2 separate regions of the Homo sapiens genome follow, and region 2 is linked to region 1. The links are chromatin loops, found by intact Hi-C in ENCODE. Cell type or tissue: heart left ventricle. All regions are shown on one strand. Links, peaks and the distances in the headings refer to the core of each region. The heading gives the core; the rest is flanking DNA. Region 1 holds the start of LOC102724849 (a long non-coding RNA gene). Region 2 holds the start of LINC01614 (long intergenic non-protein coding RNA 1614).

What was found. Peaks named below come from ENCODE experiments on the same cell type or tissue, not always from the same donor. Only the 100,000 strongest peaks of a DNase experiment are listed, where the experiment ranks them.
Region 2: it touches region 1 in a loop (2.9-fold over the local background); 9 of 110 quality-filtered maps call a loop at or near these places.

What each region holds. Positions count from the first base shown.
Region 1 is chr2:215,448,187-215,459,481 of GRCh38, forward strand. It overlaps LOC102724849 (a long non-coding RNA gene), which reads left to right and starts at 5,521. Exons shown (of 4, transcript NR_110607.1): 1 at 5,521-5,539; 2 at 8,706-8,806. In heart left ventricle, for the core only: a CTCF peak has its summit at 6,433; no DNase peak of the experiment used is centred there.
Region 2 is chr2:215,709,861-215,721,155 of GRCh38, forward strand. The region is part of intron 5 of LINC00607 (long intergenic non-protein coding RNA 607); the gene reads right to left. It overlaps LINC01614 (long intergenic non-protein coding RNA 1614), which reads left to right and starts at 8,183. Exons shown (of 2, transcript NR_132383.1): 1 at 8,183-8,402; 2 at 9,137-11,086. It overlaps LOC102724861 (a long non-coding RNA gene), which reads left to right. Exons shown (of 8, transcript NR_187737.1): 8 at 3,380-4,526. In heart left ventricle, for the core only: no CTCF peak of the experiment used is centred there; no DNase peak of the experiment used is centred there; H3K4me3 peaks cover 507 bases; H3K27ac peaks cover 1,061 bases.

The DNA.
Region 1 (11,295 bases), core at 1,568-9,567:
AGATAAAAAGGTTGATTTTTGTACACTATTGGCAAGTGTGTCAGTTGGAAAAATGTATACATGTGCACAGATTTTTAGGAGTGAAAATTGAGGTAATCTTTTAAAAGGACATTTTGGCAATATTTAAAATGCACGAACCTAAGACACAGTAGACTGAACACAAGCATTTCCTCTACACCCTCCTGAAATCACACCTATAGTTCAGAGATGAAAACAATTTAAACCTACAAGAATAAAGAGAATAAGAAAGGAGACAGTAGATGAGAGACAACAACATTTTGGAAAAAGGAACACAGGTGGAGAAGTGATACCTAAGGTCACAGAATTAATGCCTGCAAGCCAAAAAAAAAAAAAGAAGCTGATTGATATTCAAGAAACCCGGAAAGCCTCAATCATGGGAGGCATCAGGTACCTCTGAAGGGAGGGCAGGAAAGTGGGACTGAGAGGTGTTTGAAAGTATCTGCATAAAGAATAACTGGACGCCCTTGTTACTCCTGCCCCTATTCTACCCAGCCATGGACTGATCCACTCCTCTTGCCCAAGTAGGACCCAGGAAATTTGCTGTGTAGATAGATTGAACCAGAAAAACCCCAAACTCAGTGGCAGGGAGGGTGATAGTGGTGAAGCACAGGGCTAAAAAAAATGGAGAGTTAAGTGAAGGTATACATGCTTACTCTCCATTTGGCAGATTGAAAATGTTCTCTCTGGACTTAGTCTCTTTGGAGACAATAATCTGTAGATCTGACACTGGGGAGTCCTGTAGTGAAATAGCCAGATTCTAACCCCATCACCTACAGTGTTGCCAATCAGTCACTAAGCTCCACTCCTCTGTGCAGTTTCCAATCAGATCTTTAGTGTCCCGATTCTAAACATGAATGGATGTCAAAGGATCAGTCACCAAACCTTTGAGAAAAGCCTCTGACACAAAAGGTTAAAGTGAATTTATAGAATACAAAACAAAAGAATAAGAGGCAATGCAAAAAATAGAAGAAAGTGAAAAATAAAAACAAACTAAAACCTAAAATCATGACTGTAGAAAGAGAAGATATTGTGAGAAGGAAACAAGAATAGTGATCTATACATGTATGAATATTTAGAGACCAAGACCCCAATCCTATAAGATTAGCATCCTTATTAGAAGAGACACCAGAGACATCTCCCCCACCCTGTACGCCTTCCTGACCCCAGGCAAGCACAGAGGAAAAGGAATGTAACAGGAAAAGAGCCCGCACCAGAAACGAACCCTGCCAGACCTTGATCTTGACTACCAGCCTCCAGAACTGTGAGAAAATGAATTTCCATTATTTAAGCCCCCTAATTTGTGGTATCTGTTATGGCAGCCCAAGGAGACTAGCATAATGTATCACATTTAATAAAATTAAATGAACACTAAAAACAGAATGCATTTGCCTTTTGAGGCAGCAATTCCAAATTTCTCTCTGTTCTTTAAGATATGTAACTTAACCTAGGAGTCAGCAAACCCAGGGGCCAAATCCAGCCTACCCTTTGTTTTTGTGCAGCCTGTGAGCTAAGATTGATTTTTAGAATTTATGCAGTTGAAAAATTTAAAAATAATATTTTATGACATGAGAATGTTATATGAGATTCAAATTTCAGTGTTCATAAATGAAGTTTAAAAATATATAGCCACATCTATTTTTAAAAATGTATCATCCCTGGCTACTTTTCTGCTACAGTGGCACAGTTGAGCAGTTGTGACAGGGACCATATTGACTACAAAACTGAAAATATTTACTATGTGTTCATTTAGGAAAAAGTTTGCTGACTGCTGGTGTAGACCATCTGAGTGAAATTTCCTTCCAGATTCTTATAATATTTTCTCCAATCTTTTATAGTTGTCGTGCCCAAACTGAATTAACAGCAATATTTTAAATATCTCAATTTTATTGCGTCTTTCCAAAGTAATTCAAATTGGTTTTCTTAGGAATTGCTCTCTTTCAACATTTTGATTTTAAAGATAATATGGTTTGGATATTCACCCCCTCCAAATCTCATGTTGAAATGTGATCCCCAATTGTATTAGTCCATTGTCATACTGCTATGAAGAAATACCTGAGACTGAGTAATTTATAAAGAAAAAGAGATTTAATGACTGGGAAGGCCTCACAGTCATGAAGGAAGGCGAAGGAGCAGCAAAGGCACATTTTACATGGTGGCAGGCAAGACAGCATGTACAGGGGAATTGCTGTTTATAAAACCATCAGATCTCATGAGACTCACTCACTATCACAAGAACAGCACCGGAAAGCCTACCTCCATGATTCAATTACCTCGAACTTGGTCCCTCTCATGACACATGGGGATAATGGGAGCTACAATTCAAGATGAGATTTGGGTGGGGACACAGCCAAACCATGTCACCAATGTTGGAGGTGTGGTCTAGCGGAGGTGTTTGGGTAATAGGGCAGATCCCTCATCAGTAGCCTGGTGCCAACCTCATGGTAATGAGTGAGTTCTCACTCTATTAGTTCTTGGGAGAGTTGATTGTTAAAAGGAGTCTGGCACTTCCTCCCTTTTCTCTCTTTCCCCCTTTCTCTCTCCATGTGACATACCTGCTCCCCCTGCACCTTCTGCCATCAGTAAAAGCTTCCTGAGGCCTCCCCAGAAGCCAAGCAGATGCTGTATATTGCCATGCTTGTACAGCCTGCAGAACCATGAGCCAAATAAACCTCTTTTCTTAACCAATTGCCCAGCCTCAAGTATTTCTTTATAGCAATGCAAAACAGATGAATACAAAAGGCAAAAACAGCTTAATTACATAATTATCAAATCCATTACAATGGCAATAAACAGTTTGGTACCCAACAACTGACTTCTGTTAAACATATAACTCAAATTATAAGAGCACAAGAGCAGTGACCTGCTAGGGTGGAATCATGAGCTTTGAGTATACCTTGGACATCACCAGCACATTTTATGGAGGGAAAGCAGAGCACAGTTGGGAAGTGGGTTGCATGGAAGTTGCGTAAGAGATTTTATGTTGTAATTAGCCTAGTTATTTCAGGTATCTGATTTTTTTTCTCGTCCCAATTAAAGAATAAATCTCCTAAGAGCAGGGATAATATTTTGATTTCTTTTGTATTCTTCTTTCAAGCATGGAGCACCAAGTTGGGCACATGACAAATGTTGAATAAATCCCTCTTGAAAGGTTAGATGATGAAGCTTCTACATGCCAGAGATGACCATTCTTGGGGTAAGTCAGCTCTCAGCCACCTAGAAAGGTTTTCTCAACCGCTGATTTTAGACTCTCAATCTGTTTTGATTTGCGATGCTGTATTCTTCTTTGCCATTCTCCCAAATGACACGTCAGCTTTCATGATTCATTTTTATGTTTTCTTGTCTATCGCCTCAATGTTGGATTTCTGCCTAAGCAGCAAAATTCAAAGAAATCTCTTCTGTTGGAATTGCTGATGTGAAAGAAGCCCATGAGGTTCAAATGACCTCATAGTGCATAAAACAATGTGAGTGAATATGGGGAGTACTATTTATTGTTCAAGACAAAAATGAGTATGTTGTGAAAAGCTTGCTCAGTTTATGGTAAGATGAAATTGCTGACCGAAGACTGCCTAAAACTCAAGTTCTGAAATGTCATTAATATGGACAATAAAAAGGAACTGTCTTAGAAAGTTAATTGTTACACATAATGTACATAATTCTTGCAATAACTATTTTGATTTTTAGCTACCCAGGAGTATGATCAAGAATCTGTAGTAGTACAATCTAGTTTAAGTTGCCTTGTTGGTTCTAAGAGAAAAATTCTTTGGGGTTGAAAATTAGCCCATTTTGTAACACATCTCTGTGTACAATTACTGTTAAAAGTTGAATATGTGAAATCTGGTGGCATAGTAAGCACTGATAGAAATTAGGTTATTTATTAATTTATTATTGATTTGCCTTATGATTGTAGAAAGGGTATGTATTTGTATAATTTAATGACTTAATTACTCTCATTGTAAAAGCTGGATAAAATTATATCTGGTCTATTCACATCATTAGTATATTGCAAAGATGCTTGACAGTGGCACTGATGGCTTTGGGTGGTATGATATTTATCAATTATAATTTTTATATAATTGACATTCCAGTTCCTGTTCTGTCAGTATATATCTGTGTGAACTTGATTATACTTAAATCTTTGTGCCTCAGTTTCCCTATTTATAAAACAAATATGTTGAATTAGATTAATTCTTATTCCTTGGGTTCAAAAATTACATAACTGTAAAAAAGCTTTTGTCCATTATAATTTTTTAACCTCACCTAAAAATGCCCAAATATAAAATAATGATATATGTGCACTTCCTAAACATTCATGTGCACATTTTGCATATACCCAGAATATTGGAGCACACATCTTCGCAAGGAATATAGATTTATATCCTAAATTTGCTTTTGTTTCTAAGAGAAGAGATGAAGAGCTCATACCTTACCACCAGCAAGAATAAAAGCTTTGTTTCTCTCCTCTGTTTAAGTAATTAAAATATCTTTGCTCCTTTACTTTATGATTTCCCATTTTGAGGGTCCCTAGGGGTGAGAGGAGCGCTCATTAAACAACTCATCTCTTTCCTGCCTGAATTCCACATAGAGAACTAACTGATGGGGGCTAAGGTGAAGGAAGTGGCTCGGGAAGAGAGTGAAGGAGGCCTGCCTAGTGTACCCAGAGTTAGGGAGTCTCATCTATCCTCTGCAGTCCCTGCTGGCCAGGAGTGGCCCACACAGGGCACATTGCTGTTCCAGTAAAGCCAACTGCACGGACAAACAGAGGAGCAGCAGAGATCGCAGTGAGCAGCCTCCCTACCCAGGAGAGAAAAGGAGAGCAGAGTTGATCAGGCTGGTCTGGATATTTTCCCCAAATTTACAAAGCCAGTGCGTCACTTCACTTCTCCAGAGGAGAAACAAAATGGGAAAATTGGCCCAGAGGAGCACCAAGACTGTGCTTACGGAAAATCACCAGGAAATGGGAAAATGTGTTCCCTCTAAACCTAGAATCATCGTCACTAATAGCTGTGTTCTCTATAAATAAACTTTTGAAAATTAAAAAAGTATAAAATGCCAAGATATGTCGTGTAAAACAATTTAATGTAACTTTTCAAGTAGACTTGTCTGTAATGAGACCACTCTTGGTTTTAAATTTGCAGATGCTCTTTGCAAAGAAAGTAGCATGTGTTTAACATTTACCTTCAGTATTAACTGTGTTAATACTACCATTGCTTATTTTGACATTTTAGTTTTTAACATTTATATTTGGAGGAATTAAAAAACGACTTGATTTCAAAGGAGGTATAACTCATTTTCACAATCTGAGTTCATGTGAATGTTTTAGAAGAAATTTCAGAAATGGCTTTGAAGTTATCTGAGAAAATGTTTACAATTATGCCATTTGGGAATTACAATTCTATGTGTTGGAATTGTTTCTATGGAGATACAAATTGCTGTACAATGTAGAATGTAGTTTGATAGAATGAGAATGTTAGAATTTTCACAGTGCTTAAAGACTGGTAATTAAACTATAACTAGCAAGGTAAGAACAAAATAACCACATCTTAAGTACAGTTTGACTTTCATGACTAAAGATAAAAATTACAGGGAGGTAGGATTTTATTTCACTATAAAGATGAACTTCCTAACGGTAAGAGCTATCTAAGATTGAAATGGGCTGCCATAGTTAAACAAAAAACATAAAATTACTTGGGGATAGTATTTGAAGGGGAGTCACTCATGCTTGTATTGTACTGCATGCCTTCCAAGATCTCTTCCAATTCTAATACTTGTATTCTATAAGAGCAACAGAATCATGCAATGATGAAAACCTTTTCACCAATTTTTTCTTTTGTATTAGTTAATAGACAATACTAAGAGTACACAGCATGCCTCTGCTTGCAATAATAGAAAAGAACCAAGAACATTTAAAATGGGCTATTGAAGGAGACCATTTGAAATAAATTTTTACAAATTAAGGTGTTAAATCATATCTATTTTCTAAGCAGATTTTTAAAAAAGATCCTTGCAGGATCTTTTTTACTGCTAGTATTCCTTTGTTAGTTCTGAAAAGAGATTCTGTGCATTACTCTGTAAATAGTACTGTATATTACTAAAATTTTATTGGTAAAATTATTTGGCTGATTCTAAAGTTTAGAAGAAAAACACTGAACAAAATTTCCCAAAGAACGGACTGTATTAATTTGAAAGCACAGTCCTGGGGAGTTCCCAAGTGGATGGGTTCTAGTGACCTGGCAATTATTCATCAATTAACCACAGCCACTTATTATCTGTATGAATGGAACAAAGTTGATACACAGACCTTGAGGCAACAATGATCAGGATATATGGCTAGTTTTCTTATTCCATCTCAGAGTTACACTTCAGAAACAAATTTCCTTAATATTTGATATTAAGTGTCATGCCCTCAATGACAACTAGGAGGAGCTGTTTGGTCTCGACTCTGCCTCAGAACTCTTTCCATGGGATCAAACATTGCACCTTGTACTGAATTAACCTTTTGTGTCTTTTGACCACATACGTAAAAGGTAAATAAAAATATATGTATTTTAAGCTCTGTTAAAAAAAAAACACAATTGCTGGCCTCTTGGATAATTAAGAGTTTATAACAATGAAGATTGCTTTGTCCTTTGTTCTCAAGATGCCCTCATGGGCTGTTTTAGAAGGATGACCTGTTCAATTTTCACCTCGGTCATCATCTCTGAGTCCTGTTTTTGCACATGGGGACTTTCAGTGCTCCTTACCTCTTCTTTTAGTTTGAAAATAAAGGGTTTTAAAGTCTCAATCTAGGGTCTGCACTGAAAAACGTCTTTTCTCTCTAGTGGTTATGCTAATGCAAGTTCTCCAATGTTACTCTGCATAACTGAATCACTAACTCTGCATTTCAAAGTGCCAACACTGGTAAACCTGAAAATTTATTAATGTAACAAACATTGTGCTGGAAACAAAAATATGGTTTCTGATCTCAAACATTTTAAGATCACATTGGAGAAAAGACACGAACTGTAATATCTTCACAATTGGTAATAGCAGCAGTTAGAAACAACAGGTTAGGCAGTAGAGGACATTTTCTCTGTCACAGAACTGAGAAATTGTCAACATATATACTTTTTTTGGTGTGTGCATTTTGGGGAGTAAAGAACATGGGGATGAGTAAAATTTATAAACCTTTATTTTTTTGCGTCTTCCTAAAATGTCAAGTCTTTAAGAACCCATCAGCAAATAATATTAGCTTGATCATCCTCAAATAATGTTAGATTGAGTCAAATGAAGTAATTATTTCTGTAGGTCACAACAGTCAATATTGGCAATTTCATATGGTTCACCTAATTTTAAAAAAGTGTGCATTAGTTTTCTTTTTTTGAGACAGAGTCTCACTCTGTCACCCAGGCTGGAGTGCAATGGCACAATCTCGGCTCACTGCAACCTCTGCTTCCTGGGTTCAAGTGATTCTCCTGTTTCAGCCTTCCAAGTAGCTGGGATTACAGGCGCACACCACCATGCTCAGCTAATTCCTGTACTTTTAGTAGAGATGGGGTTTTGCCATGTTGGCCAGGCCTCTGCCACCATGTCTGGTTAATTTTTGTATTTTTGGTAGAGACGAGGGTTCACCATGTTGGCCAGGCTGGTCTCAAACTCCTAACCTCAGGTGATCCGCCCTCCTCAGCCTGCCAAAGTGCTGGGATTATAGGTGTGAGCCACTGCATCTGGCCTTGGGTTAGTTTTCTGGGGCTGTAGAACAAATGACCACAAATCTAGCCCGTTAAAACAACACTCATTTATTGTCTCACAGTTCAGTAGGTCAGAAATCTGGGTGGGCTTGACTGGGTTTTCTGCTTAGGGTCTCATGAGGCTGAAATCAAGGCTGGGCTCCTATCTGAAGGCTCTGGAGAAGAGTCTGCCTCCAAACTCAGATGGATTGTTGGCAGAATTCAGTTCCTGGTGGTTGTTGCCAGCGGTTGTTTTCAGAAACTAGAAGCAGCTCTCCAGTCCTTGCACGTGTTCCCCTCCATCTTCAGGTAGCAGTGGCCTTGTGCTTTGAATCTCTCTGACATTTCCTCTGTCACCAGTCTGAGAAAGCTCTTTGCTTTTAAAAGGTTCATGTGATTAGATTAGGCCCACCAGATAATCTGCTTTTAATTAACACAAAAATAACTAATTAATAACCTTAATTACATCTGCAAAATCGCTTTTGCCACATAACATAACATAATCAAAAGTGCAGTGAGAGGTTGTGTAGTAAAGTGGCTAAGGGCATGGGCTTGAGAATCAGACTATCTGGGTTCAAAGTCATGCTCTATCACTAAATTAGGTGACACTGGACAAAGCTTTTTAGCTTCTCCGTGCTTCTGCAAAACAAGCATCATCTTTAATAACCTGCCTTGTTGGTTGGATTTTAAAGGGATCATTCTTAACAAATATTTAGCAGAGTGCCTGGCACATAATAGTTGCTCAATGAGTAACATTTAGTATTATTATTGTAGAAAAAGAAAATGAGAAAGAAAAAGTGAGAGAAAAGAAAGAAGTGAAAGAAAATTGTTGTAGACAGAGTGATCAAGGAAGGATTTATAAAGGAGGTGAGGCTTGAGTTGGATTAAGGTTAACTGAATTTTTGTAAGCATGAAGAGGGGCAATGTATTCATTCTAAATTATAACAAATTTACCAATAAAAGGTTTGTATTTTGTAGAAATGAGAAACTGATTACATCTGCTTATTTGGACAGTGAATGGAACCACATATTCTGCCTGTTGGCAAACACCAAATCTGTATAGTTTATTTTCTTCAAAGGTAAGTAATGAGAAAATTAACTGACAAGGCACACTGGATCAACAGGTTACTATGCTATATTTGATAAATAGGCTTATTCCTGATACCTCAGACTTACTCCAGGATTTTTTTTTTTTTTTTAATAGAGTCTCGCTCTGTCGCCCAGGCTGGAGTGCAGTGGCATGATCTGGGCTCACTGCAACCTCTGCCTTCCAGGTTTAAGTGGTTCTACTACTTCAGCCTCCCAGTAGCTGGGATTACAGGTGCCTGCTACCTCACGTGGCTAATTTTTGTATTTTTAGTAGAGACAGTGTTTTGCCATGTTGGCCAGACTGGTCTTGAACTTCTGACCTCAAGTGATCTTTCCGCCTCGGCTTCCCAAAGTGCTGAAATTACAGTCATGAACCACCGCGCCTGGCCAGGAATTTGGTAAGCCATGTTTACATATACAGTGGACCAGGTAGGAACCCTAAATATGCTTTTCCTTGGATTGGTCCAAATGCCTTGGTCATTCTCTCCCAGCATAATCCAAGCAAAGATAAACAATGACCAATGAATAAGGCTCAGTAGTCAATCGGTTGAATGGGAAAGCACCACAGCCACTTAGATCATAAAAAGCCCAAGTCTGCAGCCACTCAGTCAGTCCATTCTGCTAGCAAATTTCTGTTTATATATCTTCTCTCCAAGAAGGGGCTCTTCCAAAGCTGGCCCTAGATAGTTCCTCAGCCGATCGGTGAATTAATAGTCAATTAACTAAGTATTAGGTTGATGTGAAAGTAATCACGGTTTTGCCATTGAATATGTTACATTGAATATAAAGGCAAAAATTGCGATCACTTTCATACCAACCTAATATTATCACCTCTTTTTCTAATATGTGACCCTGTGATAAGAGAAAACCCCCCGATTTTCCTCTAAAGACCCATTCATTCTCCACTTTCAGTGCATGCTTTTCAGGTCCTGCTGATCTCAGGGTGGGATTTTGATTCAGGTCCCAGTAATCAGAGCACTGCAGTACCTGATTACCAACAGCCTTTACTATTTGTTCATGGCTGGGCTTGCAGTCCAAACTAGGCCAATGGAAACCCTTCCTGAGAATTTTTAAAGAATTAATTAATAATCACACTTCCGTTTGGAATTGCTAAAGTGGTAGAATGTAGGTGTGATGCTACTGGTGATTACTCTGCCTCTGTGTGGGAACAGCCTTCCTGAGAATGAAGGCACCCCAAAGAAAAGTGAGCTCTGAGATGGAAGGGCTCAGCTCTGAAGATGTCATTTGAGCATCTATACGGTGCTGCATTGTACATATCATGCTTCTGGACTTCTAAGTTATTGAGCCAATAAGTTATTATATTTTGTTTAAGCACATTTGAGTTTGCATTTCTGTCATTGTCAACCAAGAGTTCTAACAGTCGGCTCACAGAGCCTCCGATGTAACGTTCCCACTGTAAACATTCAGATTGATTAATTAATTTGAATCCCAGCTATAGAACCCTGATAGAGAGAATCTCTACCCTCTGATCCAATCAGACAGGCTCACAGAGCACAAACATACCTGTTGTACTCTGGTGGGTGGGTGAGGGGGGATAGTGATCATGGAAGAGGAACAGAGATACATAACCAAAGCCATTTGGTTCAAATGTGTGTGACTTTTATAATCAGACAATAAGAATATTTATTTTGAATAATCACTTAAAACAATTTAAGTAGATTTGAATAATCTATTAACAAATTTTTGCTTTTTTGTTACATTCAGTGGCTGCCAAGAGTTTTTAATCACTCAAGTGATTTTAGTTAACAATTAATAATGAAAATCTAAGCAACAAAAATGTTCACTCTAAGTCATTTGACATAAGAGAACTAGTGCTCAGATGGTACACGGAGAACCCATTTTTCATTTCCACGCTTCACAATCTCACACTCTTTTGCCAAATTCCTACAACCAGTCCTTAATGACCTAGTCTCAGTCTCAAAGTACCTCTCTCCCTAAGGCATCCTGTCTCCCCAGAAACAGGAATGTATTGCTAAGTGGACCTTACAGATTATTTAGGCCAGCTTTCATATGAGATGAAAAGTTTCAAAGAAGTCAATAATAGTGAAACATTTTTTTAAAAGGTTGGGGGGGGGATTCTAATTTTATTGAAATCCCCCAAAGAACTTGATATTACAGGTGACATCAGTTCCAGCTCAGACTGTAGCTAGTTGAGTCCTCTGTTCCACAGATTTTATTCCTAAGTAGATCTTTGCCTTTAGAAGTGAGTGTCAAGCCTATTCAGTAATTTCAAGCTGGAAGAGACCTTGGGAATTTTCTAGTCCATATCTGTCATTTTATTTTTATTTTTATTTTTTTTGAGACTGAGTCTTGCTCTGTTGCCCAGGTGGGAGTGCAGTGGTGCTATCTCGGTTCACTGCAACCTCTGCCTCCTGGGTTCAAGGGATTCTCCTGCCTCAGCCTCCCGAGTAGCTGGGATTACAGGCATGTGCCACCACGCCTGACTGATTTTTGTATT
Region 2 (11,295 bases), core at 1,432-9,431, 260 kb after region 1:
TACTTCTTCTTAAGGCCCTATTCCAATACTGCCCTCAAAGGCTAAGAAAACTTTCCTAATTGCCTAGTCCGAATCTCTCTTTATTCCACCTACCCATAGCTGTATATAGCTCATGTAACACTTAAAGCAGTCTACTAAACAGTGGCAGGATAAACCTACACACACACACACACACACACACACACACACACAAACACACACTTTCTATGGAGCAAAGATCATGAAGTATCTATATAAAGCAGATGTCACTGGTTCAAACAGCCATAAAGACCATTCTCAGAGCGTGGGTTCATCCCTACAATGTGAGCAGAAAGGAGCAAGAAGAGAATTAGAAAAATAATAGCAGAAATATTATTGCATAAGAAATAAGGCTGAAGTTATCTTAAGGGTAAGGAAAAGCTTTGCTCACTTGCAACTAACCTGTATTATCCTCAGAAAGAAACAAATACTCAACTGTGGTGAGGTTATGCGTGCTCTTCTGTAATTCATTAGGAAATCAGATGAATCCCAATTTTCCACCACACTGATGCAAACATTGAGCTGCCTTCTTCCTTCACCCCACCAGGAGATCTCAGCTCATCCACCAGCCTTTTGGAATTAGCAAAACCGAGGTAGAGCCAACTAGCTTTTGCCCCAAATCTGAAGTGTAGAGTTTTATAAACCAAAAGAAATAATTTCCCTCATGTTGGAAAATGGGAGGGAGGTGAGGGGGAGAGAGAGGTGGGACACAGAACTACAAGATGAAGGATGCGAAGAAGGAAAAGTCAGAAATAAGATGAATTCAGAACCCTTTAAGCTGCATGGCCCTCCTCAGTGTGGTACAAGGGACAAGTCAATCAGATGAAATAAAAATTCCCAGCCCTGATCTGCATTGCTCCACAGTGTCCACTCAATCTTTAAGCAAAATAAGTTTATGAATCTTCCTTTAGTTCACTTTGTGTCCGGTCTGAGGAGGGACATACTCAGTCTCTGACCAATATACAGAGTGCCTGCAAAGTAGGGTTAAGCAGCCCCATGGTCTACCTTGCTGTGAATTTCAAAGTGCATCCATGTGCTGCAGAGAAAGAACCACAAACAAGAGGCCTTCTGGGCTTCCTGCTCTGGGGAGCTTTCCCTGGCAGCAGTGGGGATAAAAGATCTTTACAGCTGAAAAGTCTTTCTTATATTTTTTTTTCTTTTTTTTTTTTTGAGAGAAGGCCTTGTTCTGTTGCCCAGGCTGGAGTGCAATGGCGTGATCATGGCTTTCTGCAGCCTTGACCTCCCAGACTCGAGCCATCCCCCCACCTCAGCCTCCCTAGTTGTTAAGACTACAGGTGTGCACCACCATGCCCAGCTAGTTTGCTTTATATTTTTTGTAGAGACAGGGCTTTGCCATGTTGCCCAGGCTGGTCTCTAGCTCCTGGGAAATATTATCTTTTTAATCTTTGATGTTCCACACCCATGCATATCATGGGTCTCAGGACCTTCCCCAGTAAATGTTAATTTTCATTGAACTGATTTTGGGGAGGTCCCCAGGAGATAAAAAGTAGGGTTAAGGGTGGGCTTTGTAGCGGGGAGGGAGCTTGTTAAACACAGACCCTAGAGACATGTCCATATACTATGAGATTGCACCAAGTCAATATTATGAATCAGACTTTGCTTGTAAAAGCACAGCTTTGGAACTTGCAGTGTGGCTATTTCCGCTTTTCATTTCATCTTCTAACTCCAGAAGGAAAAGGAACTGTCTATGTGAGTTTCCTGCTAGATGTATTACAATACCACATTCCTTTGGAATTGGCTCACATTCTTGACCTAGTGGGAAATGGGAAATTCACCTAGTGAAGCAGAAACTAACATCTCCTAAAACTATCATCAAGGAGCCCTAAGTCCCCTTAGAATTCACTTCCAGAGTTTCCTCCATGTACTGGCCAAGGGCGTGCTTGACAAGAAACCAGACATGGGAAGTTCTCTGAGGTCCTGCTTTGTTTCTGTCAGATTACAAATTCCTAGAAGACAAGATCCATGTTTCTGCCTAAGTCTGTGTGCTTAGTAAATGCTTGATCACTTAGTTGGTGCTGTTAAGATTTTCTCAGACATTTGTCAAGCAAATACAGCCTTTCATGCAGTCAGGTACTTGTTTATGTGATCTGACTTCAAAGGCCAGAAGGGGGAAAAAAACTATTGTTCAATAATTCTCAGTTGATGAGTGAGAAACTCCTCAGCCCCCTACCTTCCTCTCCATGCAGCGATAAGACTTAAAATACAAACAATAGTCACTCTTTTCTTGTCTGTTAAATGTAAAATGTTTGCCTTGGAAGGTTGAGACTTCCCTAAATCACATAGAAAATAATTCTATTCAATTTGGATAATAAACATTTATTTATCCCCTTCTATTTGCAAGGCATGTACAGGTTTTTAGGGTGAGAGGGCCACCTACAAGTCTGGAGCTCATAGCCTAGAAAGCCTGAGGCTTGGTGGTGTGTATCCTGACTCAGCTGCTTCCTAGCTGTGTGACTTTAGGCAAATTAGTGAACTTCCCTGAGCCTGTCTGCCTGACATGTAATATGAGAATAATAATAATTCCCACTCACAGGACTGCTGTGAGGATTGATTAGATAACATCTGGACTTTACACAGACCTTTACCCACGGTCAGGACTTGATGATTGACACTATTATTACTGTTTTTATTGTTCTGGTATCTGCATTTGTTCTCCTTACTGTAATGACTGTTGAAAAAGCTTTCCTGAGATATTAGCAGCGATTAATCCCCTGGGTCAAACTGCATTTGCAGAGTAGCTGCTCAGTCATCTGTCTGGGCTCCAAAGACAAAAGACAGAAATTTTTGGCACTAGGGTCTAAACCTGGGAGGAAGCACACCATGCTGAACAGTGCTGGTGAAGGGTCACAGCCACTGGATATTAGGAAGGCTCTGGGTGTTGGGGTAAAGAAAGTACTAGAAGTCACTGAGGAGAGATCTATCGATGCTGCCCCTTCACTTAAGTCCAGCAAGAATCACTCTGGAACAAGGATTGTCAAATATAAGCACTTCCCCTACTCCTCTACTGAGTTCTGGAGGTTTGAGAGAAGCACAAATAGTTGCTTTGTGTCGTTTCTGCCACTGCCTCCTTCCTTTTTCTTGCTTACAGGGAATTCTGTAGGAGTGCAATTTGAGGTCAAAATACATAAGCATTTAAGACATTGCTTTGCTTCAAATCCTTGAATAAATATTAACTTATTCATCATCTCATTACCCCTGAGAGTTGGGAAAGCAGAGCCCAAATAGAGGTTAGAATGTTATAATCCCATCTATAAATTACAGTGCTTGTCATATTTACTAAATGAAAGCTTTAAGGTTTTAAGAAGCTTTTCTAAATGTGATCTCTCCATCCCTATCATAGGATTTGCTCAAAATGGATTTGCAAAGAGAAAAAAAATTTAATGTCACACTGCCATGATAAGTCAACCAACCATCTCATATATCAAAGGAGAGAGGCAGAGAAAGAAAAGGAGGAGGATAAAGAAGAGGAGGAAGAGGACGAAAGGAAAACCAAGAGGAGGAGAAGCCACTTCTTACTTTGGATTAATGTGAAACTAAATAGTTTACTACATTTTAAGTGGGAAAATGTTAGTTGAAAAGATATTTGTCAACCACAAACATTTGAAAGGGAAGCATTCCAAAGATTTTCACTGTTTATGTTCAAATTACAACATGTGCAGAAAGTTGTGCAACTGAAAATCCTTTCAAACAACAGCTACAAAAGAGATTGGTCAGTTAGGACAGGAATAGAAAGTGGAAACTTAGAAGACTGGCTACTCCTTGTGTATGATTGCTGGGGTGAGTCTGTGCTGAGAACTTTTTACAAAGGGTGTCCTTTGCTGATATGAGAGGGGGGTGTCAAACTTTTGAGTGATCACTGTGGGTCCTCAGCTTAGACATCTTCTCTGGCCCAAGATGGCACCCCTTGCTCTCTTTCCATGGGACACAGGGACCTTGCCATCCTTCCATCTTATAAGCCTTCTGTCATGATTTTTACTTCATCCTAGATAGCCTTAATTTGGGCCAGGTCTCCAGGTTCCTCCACTTTCTTCTGTCCCATCCATACCCCTCACCAATCCTCTGTAAATTCCTTTCCAGGATTTTACTGAGAACTACAGAGAAACAGGCTGGGAATAACAAACATGGGGAGTTATGTAGTTAACATACACTTTGACATCACCTAGTCATTTTCCTGAGTATATAGATAACTCTGTTATTACTGGTTATAAGGTCCATGAGAAGCCTTTATCCTTTTCTGGAAACCAAGAAAGCACCTGCCCTCCCTCAGTCCTAAGGGGAGAATCTTTATGGGTGTAACAATAAAATGGATAATGGGAAATTCTGATGTCCTCAAGCATACATTCAGATGTCCCCAATGAGCATCATTTGTATATCAAGGGAACTCCAGAGAGATGATCCACAATTCAGTGTGTCCCTTTGGCCAGTAGAGAGGTCACCTTAGTCTGGAAATAATGATGATATAATGTTAAAGAAACCTAACTAAACAAGTCCTTTTTCTCTATCCTATGTAATGTTTTATATCTGACCTCACAGAAAACCAGCCTTACTGTTTTGTACTCTCTCTGCAGCTGGGTAGGTAAACAGAAATTGAGGCTCCAGGCTGCCTGGTGGTTCACAATGATGGTGCTTTTCAAAGTCCTTCGGATGGACAGGGAACTGGTTTCCCCACCACCATTTCTGACTGGCACTTCCCCACCTTCCCTGAACAGATGATGCAGTGAACCCTGTGAGGTTTCCAGCCTTCAGGAAACTGTTCCAAGGCCATCAAGGAATAGGGAGATGCAACTGGAACACTCTATATCCCAAGAAGACAGCCCTCCGAGAGTGACCACATGGTCCTCTCCCAACATCCTAACTCTCCCCTTTCACTCTTTCCACATCTTCTTTGCCTTTAGAGCTCTGCCTCATTTAGTATTTCTGATTCTATCCCCCTTCCCCTGGATGCCCAGTTGCTGGTTCCTTTCCCGTATATTTCAAATTCTGGAGGCTCAGGCTGAAAGCCAGTAGCTTTCATGTCTGCTCATAGAGAAGAATGGGATTTAGACTCAAAAGAAGAGTGGGTACAGGTGCAGTGGCTCACACGTGCAATCCCAGCACTTTGGGAAGCTGAAGCGGGCAGATCACCTGAGGTCAGGAGTTCAAGACCAGCCTGGCCAACATGATTAAACCCCATCTCTACTAAAAATACCAAAAAATTAGCAGGGCGTGGTGGTGGGTGTCTGTAATCTCAGCTACTCGGAAGGCTGAGGTAGGAGAATCACTTGAACCCAAGAGGTGGAGGTTGCAGTGAGCCAAGATTGTGCCACTGCACTCCAGCCTGGGTGACAGAGCTAGACTTTGTCTCAAAAAAAAAAAAAAAAAAAAAAAAGAGTGAGCTCTGGTTCTGTAGATGAAAGAGATTAATGCGGGCAATGCCCCAGGATGGGGTTGGATTTCTCTCACCAAACCTACAATTATGCACAGTTCATAACCATAGGGAGTCATTTCCTAATGAAGATTATGTCATTAACACCATCTGAAGAATGTGTATGCCTCCTATTTACACGACTTTGACCCTGTTTGGGGAAAATGATCATCAAGCCTTCTATTATGCTGAGTCTGAATTGAAGCCCTCCATGACTTGGTGTCTCCAATAAGTCTTCTCACATTCATGAAAAATGAATGTGCAAGCCCGAACCACATCTCTAATCCAAAGCTTTCTCACTTGACACTAGTTACCTTTTACTAGCCACAATTACAAGAATAAGAGCAAGCATGCATTATCTTGCTTCAGCCTCACAATAATTCCACAAGGAAGGTATCCCCATTTCTTGAGAAGGACATTGAACTTAGAGAGGTTATGTCACTTGCTCAAAGTCACACAACTTTGCCAAGGTGGATCTAATTAGAAGCCAGATCCATCTGATTGTGTTTTCTCTGGTATGTTCCATGGTGCCATTGACAACACCGTGGCACAAGGGCACCACTTGCCCTGTCACACCTGAGACAGGCATTACAAGTTGATCATGACACTTCTCTCTGGAGCTAGTCTGTGTTTACCTGCAGAATGCTCATCAACAGCCCCTGTGGGTTGATCAGAGTCATTATGTTGGGTTGTTATGTAGTTTGCAATCTCTGTCTCAGGCCATTCCTCCACCAGATCACTTCAGCATCAGTACCACTACTTATCTCCTAATGGAGACACATCACCCCAGGCAAATCATCACATGTCTCTGAGAGTGGCTTTCCTGGTCAAAAATCTATCATGATAGCTAAGAGGAACATTTGTCTGCGTCTTAGAAAAAGCCTTAGCTACCTCCTCAAAGATTTGGCAATAGGACGTTTCTACTGAAGATAAAAAAAAATGAAACTTGTAGCAGCTCAACTGTCCTTGGTCACTACTTTTAGCTCTAAACACACACACACACACATATACACACACACACACTCACACACTCCATTGCTCCTGCTTCTGCTCACACCTTGCACATGAATTCAGAGGGCAGGTGAATCACATCACTCTTACTAAAATCCACTCCATGCCCAGAGTGTCATTACACTTTAAGAGACCTCAGTGAAGGCAGTAAATGTCAACCCCATTAGTCTTTCCTTGCAGAAAGAATGACTGAGGCCCAGACAGGCAGGGGAGTTCCATATCACCACTCTCAGCTACTGATAGAGGCCATAGCAAAATGTAAGGCTCCCAGCACAGGGCCTTCTTCTTCTTCCATAAAATGCACCACCTTGGACAGTCAAAAGAAGTAATTTAACTTCCACTTTTTTCAAAAAACATGAAAACTCAACACTCCCATCACTGATGCAGGGAACTACGTAAAAACTTTGTCCTCTTCTGAATTGAAAGATATCATAGTAAAACTAATGCCCAATGTCCAAGATGTTGCTCCTTGATATTTAAAGTTCATGGGTCATTCTAGCAAAATTGATGCCATATAGTCTTGATTTGTATATTTTAAAATTTTATCACTGTGTTGCTTTCTCAACAATTACTTGATATTCAAGTTTTTTTTTCATTTTGCTTAAATAAGTAGATGAAGTCTTTCCCCCTTAAAAATAGGAAGGCAAGCGAGGCCAGGACTAGGTGTCCTTGGACACCAAATGCTGGAATGGCGTCACACATAGATGGCAAATAGGGTTTTAGTATGGCCAAGTTGACTATTTCCACTTGTGTTCCAGCTGCCATGCCACACCACCTCACCTCTGCCCATCCGCCCCCAGATCTTCGGTGGTGGTGAGCGGGAAGAAGGCTGATCTCATGTGTCTACCAGAGATGTTACTCATAAACGCCCTCATAATTCCCAGATGCTCTCATACTTTCTATGGGATAATACACTATGTCTCTTTTGAGCCAACACCCTAATTCTGCAAATGATATTCACTGGTGCCTTGAGCAGGAGGCAAAGGGGCCCACAAAATTCTCTCATAAGACCAAGACATTAGGTCCAGGAGGAGCAAACCTGCCTTCCAGCCAAACACTCAGACCACCTCACACTCAGTAGAGTCTGAGAAATCATCTTGAGGAGCTCAGGTGGAAGACGCTTCCCTTGTTAAAAAATAAAGCACACAGAAAAACCTTCAAAACTCTTGTTAATATGATGTGGATCAAGATCTATAGCAGATGAATAAGGAAAGAACTGGCCTAGTGCTGCCAAATTCTTTCTAAAACTGGGATTCTTTTCAGTTCTGGGGCAGATAGAGTTGCATTGGAAGAGAATTTGACCTATTGAAAAATAACAGTTTTATGATGCTTTCCTATAAGTCTAGACTAGCAAGTGGGCCAGTTCTAAAAATGTCCTTGTATTTATGCCTTAAGAGATATTCATCTACATCGTAGGGTTTTTGGAACAAAGAGAACGGTTTCCTTTTTCTATAAAGTTTGGCGTCATTATTATTTTGAAAGATAACCATGCTCACCCATTGCCAAATGACGGCTGAGTTATGCTCTCTCTATATTTTTTAAAGAATTCGCTTTTGAAAAGAAGGTGGAGGTGGCTGGGGAGGAGAGGGTAATCCACGTCCTGTCACTCACTCCCTTCCAGGCTGTGAGAAAGTTGTGGGCCTGGGAACTTACAGTTTGTTTTCTATAATTCCATCTGGTTTGAGACCAAAAAGGACATATTTGTGGAGAACAGACCACAGTCTGAGAGGGAAAAGGGCTGAGGGGGTAGAGGTATAAAAATCAGATAGCTCAGCACTTCGCTCCAAAGGAGCTGAAGGAGAGAGGATTCCACTGCGTGTATGTTTTCTCTTTCACGTCTCACTTTTGTTCTCTGCCATCAGGAAATGCAGTAGACATTTGTCACCAGCAGCTCTTTGGAGACTTCAATGTTCCTTCCTCCCAGGATCCGAAAGGGGACTTCAGACACGTAAGAGTCATATTTTGCAAACCAGCAGAATTTTTGTGCAGTGTTTATCAGACAAGTGAGAGGCTGTGAAGGCAGACTTTGGGAAATAGTTTTAACAGTTCATAAATCAGATGTAATTGAAAAGGAGAGGATCTCCTTTTTGAGAGCCATGAAAACCTTTCTTTTGTAATCTCCTTACTGGGGCAGAATTGTAATGTGTACAAGGGCCGGGGGTCTAATGAAGTCAGGTTGCCTTGGGTCACTCAAGGTAATTTGTTTTTTTTCTGGCCAAATCATGAAACAGAACTGCATTCTGCTCCCTGTTACATTTATATGATAGCATCTCTTTTGATATTGTCAAGTGTGTTATGCCAGGTTGCATAGCATTACCGATAACAAAATTCTTTGGAAAATTGTTTTTTTTTTTTTTTTTTTCACACACCAAATAGCAGCAGCTGAAATCAGTTGGAGTTCTTGGCTGGCCAGGAAGTAAAAAGTGCTTTTCATATAAAATTCCTAAGAAACCCTAGAAACATGATGCAAAGCATTTGTACCCCTTTTACTTTCAAACTAGTAGAATTTATGTGACTTTTGAAAATTATATTTGTTATACTGATAAAAATGCAGTTTCATATGAAGAGTAGGAGACCCTAAAGGGACTTGCCTAAGATTTTCATTTGAATTTAGTACATTATGAGTTGTCATAGTATAAGAGGATTGGAGGTTTGGAGGATTGATAGTGTTCTTAACTTCAGGGAGAATCTAAGACACCAGGAGCTCAGAAGAATGGAGTCTCAAGACATCAGGCAAATACCGAAGAGATCAGAGCCAAGTTCTAAAGGGCAGCCATTTCCCAAATGTCAACCAAGAGCGAAGCCAAGAGAATTATGATTTCCTGGCTATACAATGACAGGAAAAGCTTGATCAAAGCTGGAGTGCAAGTTAAAAAGTGTAAGGTACTCAAGTGCTAGGGTCTGTGTCCAAGCCCAATCAATTGATCATTAGTTGTTTTTAACTTCAACGTTTCTTTTGCAACAGCACCTCTTCCTTAAAGTAGCAATCTTAGCAGACTGCCACCTTACATGATGCATCTTATTCTCCAAGGACAATGAAGACTGAACTATCGCACATTACCTAAGAAAGATGGGAATTGACATGCACATCACAATTGTATACACAACAGAAATTATTGAATCATGAGATATACATTCCGGTGTGTGACAGATTGGCACATGACATAATCTGGGTTCTTTATAGACTCAGTTGTTTTGGGGCGATCTAGATTATCAAGAGAAGAGCCTTCATGCTTAGCTTTATCTTGTACCAACCACCAGGGCCCTTGCTTCTGAGCAGGAAGCAGCTGGGGAATAGGCTCTTTCTCTTAATGACTTCCAACATAGTTCTCTCAAACCTTACTCCTCCAGAAGGCCACCCTCACCTGGCTATGGCTACTTCAGAAAAAACTTGGCCTCTGGTATAATAGAGCAGAATCACCACCTCACATTCTATTTCAAGCCAAAGTCAATATCTCAAAGGCTGGTTCTGTGATTTATTTGGCCCTTGGGAGCTCCTACTGAAAGTGCTGAAATGTCGTACTGACACTTCAGACTTATAGCTACCTAGACTCCAAGTAAGATTTATCTCTGACTGGAGGGTTTCTCCTATTAAAAACCAAAGAGTGTAGGGTGCCTTCACCTGCTAGGTAATCTTCTATGCCCTAATGGGAAGAATGGGAGCAGCAGACAAGTAAGTTCAGGAAGGAGAACCAAAGCTGTGTCCATGCCCTTGAGGAAAGAGAAATTGGACCAGACAAGTTCAGTGGAAACTTTCTAATGGATCCATCAACTTCATCTTGTCTAAGCAGAGTCATAGCTAGAAGTGTGACTGAAATAGGAGAACCACGTCCAGGGGTTCAGGGGGGATTCCTCTGAAATCGCAGCTGGAAGCATTTCGTAATAGTTCTGGTACTGCACCCATAGATACTGTCACCTCTACTCTTTCTTCCAATCACCATTAGCAGATGCCACAGGATTCCTACTTCTGAAAGTTTTTGGGCCCTGCAGGTGGAAGACTGGAGAAGCCAATAAAGTTTAAGGCTACATTTTATTCCATCCACAAATTTGGTGAAGGAGGAAATGTTTACAATTCTGCCATGCCATGAATAGGAGTTTTCCACCGGGTGTACACTGCTGTTAACAAGGTGTAAATACTTGTCCAGTAAAGAGACCGTACGGTACTGCTGATGGACGTCCCAACACAATGCCAGATGCAAAAACTTCTTTGGTGATTGCTTTTGATAACACTGAGTGGCTAAAGGTCTTCTTTCACATCTTTGCCCACCTCAAATCCTGAAGGCAAGGTCTCTGGAATTTGAGGCTGTGCCCTCACATGCCTCCAAGGCACCAACAAAGCAAAATGAAGAGTCTGCACTGCTTATCAGTTGACCCAACACTCAGTCCACATTGGAGGGGAAGGGGTGGTGGGCTGAGGATGTCTTCTTCCTGTCCAGGATGCAATATGGTCAAGGATGAAAGGAAAGAGATGCTGGGAGCAAGTCTGCATTGAAGATGTATTTCTGTTGCTTTACTACCAACCCTGGTTATAAATGATGAAACTATAATGGGTCTGTAATAGCTACTTTCCCATATAGCTCTTGTCTGTACATACATAAAATTAAAAATAATAGAATACTTCCATTACTAACATGTGGTGACAAGCATTCTTCATTTACCATTTTTATTCCAAAAACATGATTTAACATTTTAAAAACCAAGATCTGTTCGGTAAATCAGATAATAGGGTAAACTATAGTTTACCCTATCTTACAGCCAGTTAGATAAATGATTATTGTGAAAAGAAAATTGTTAGCATTGTAAATAATGCTTCTTATATGAATACTAAACAGTCTATTGGA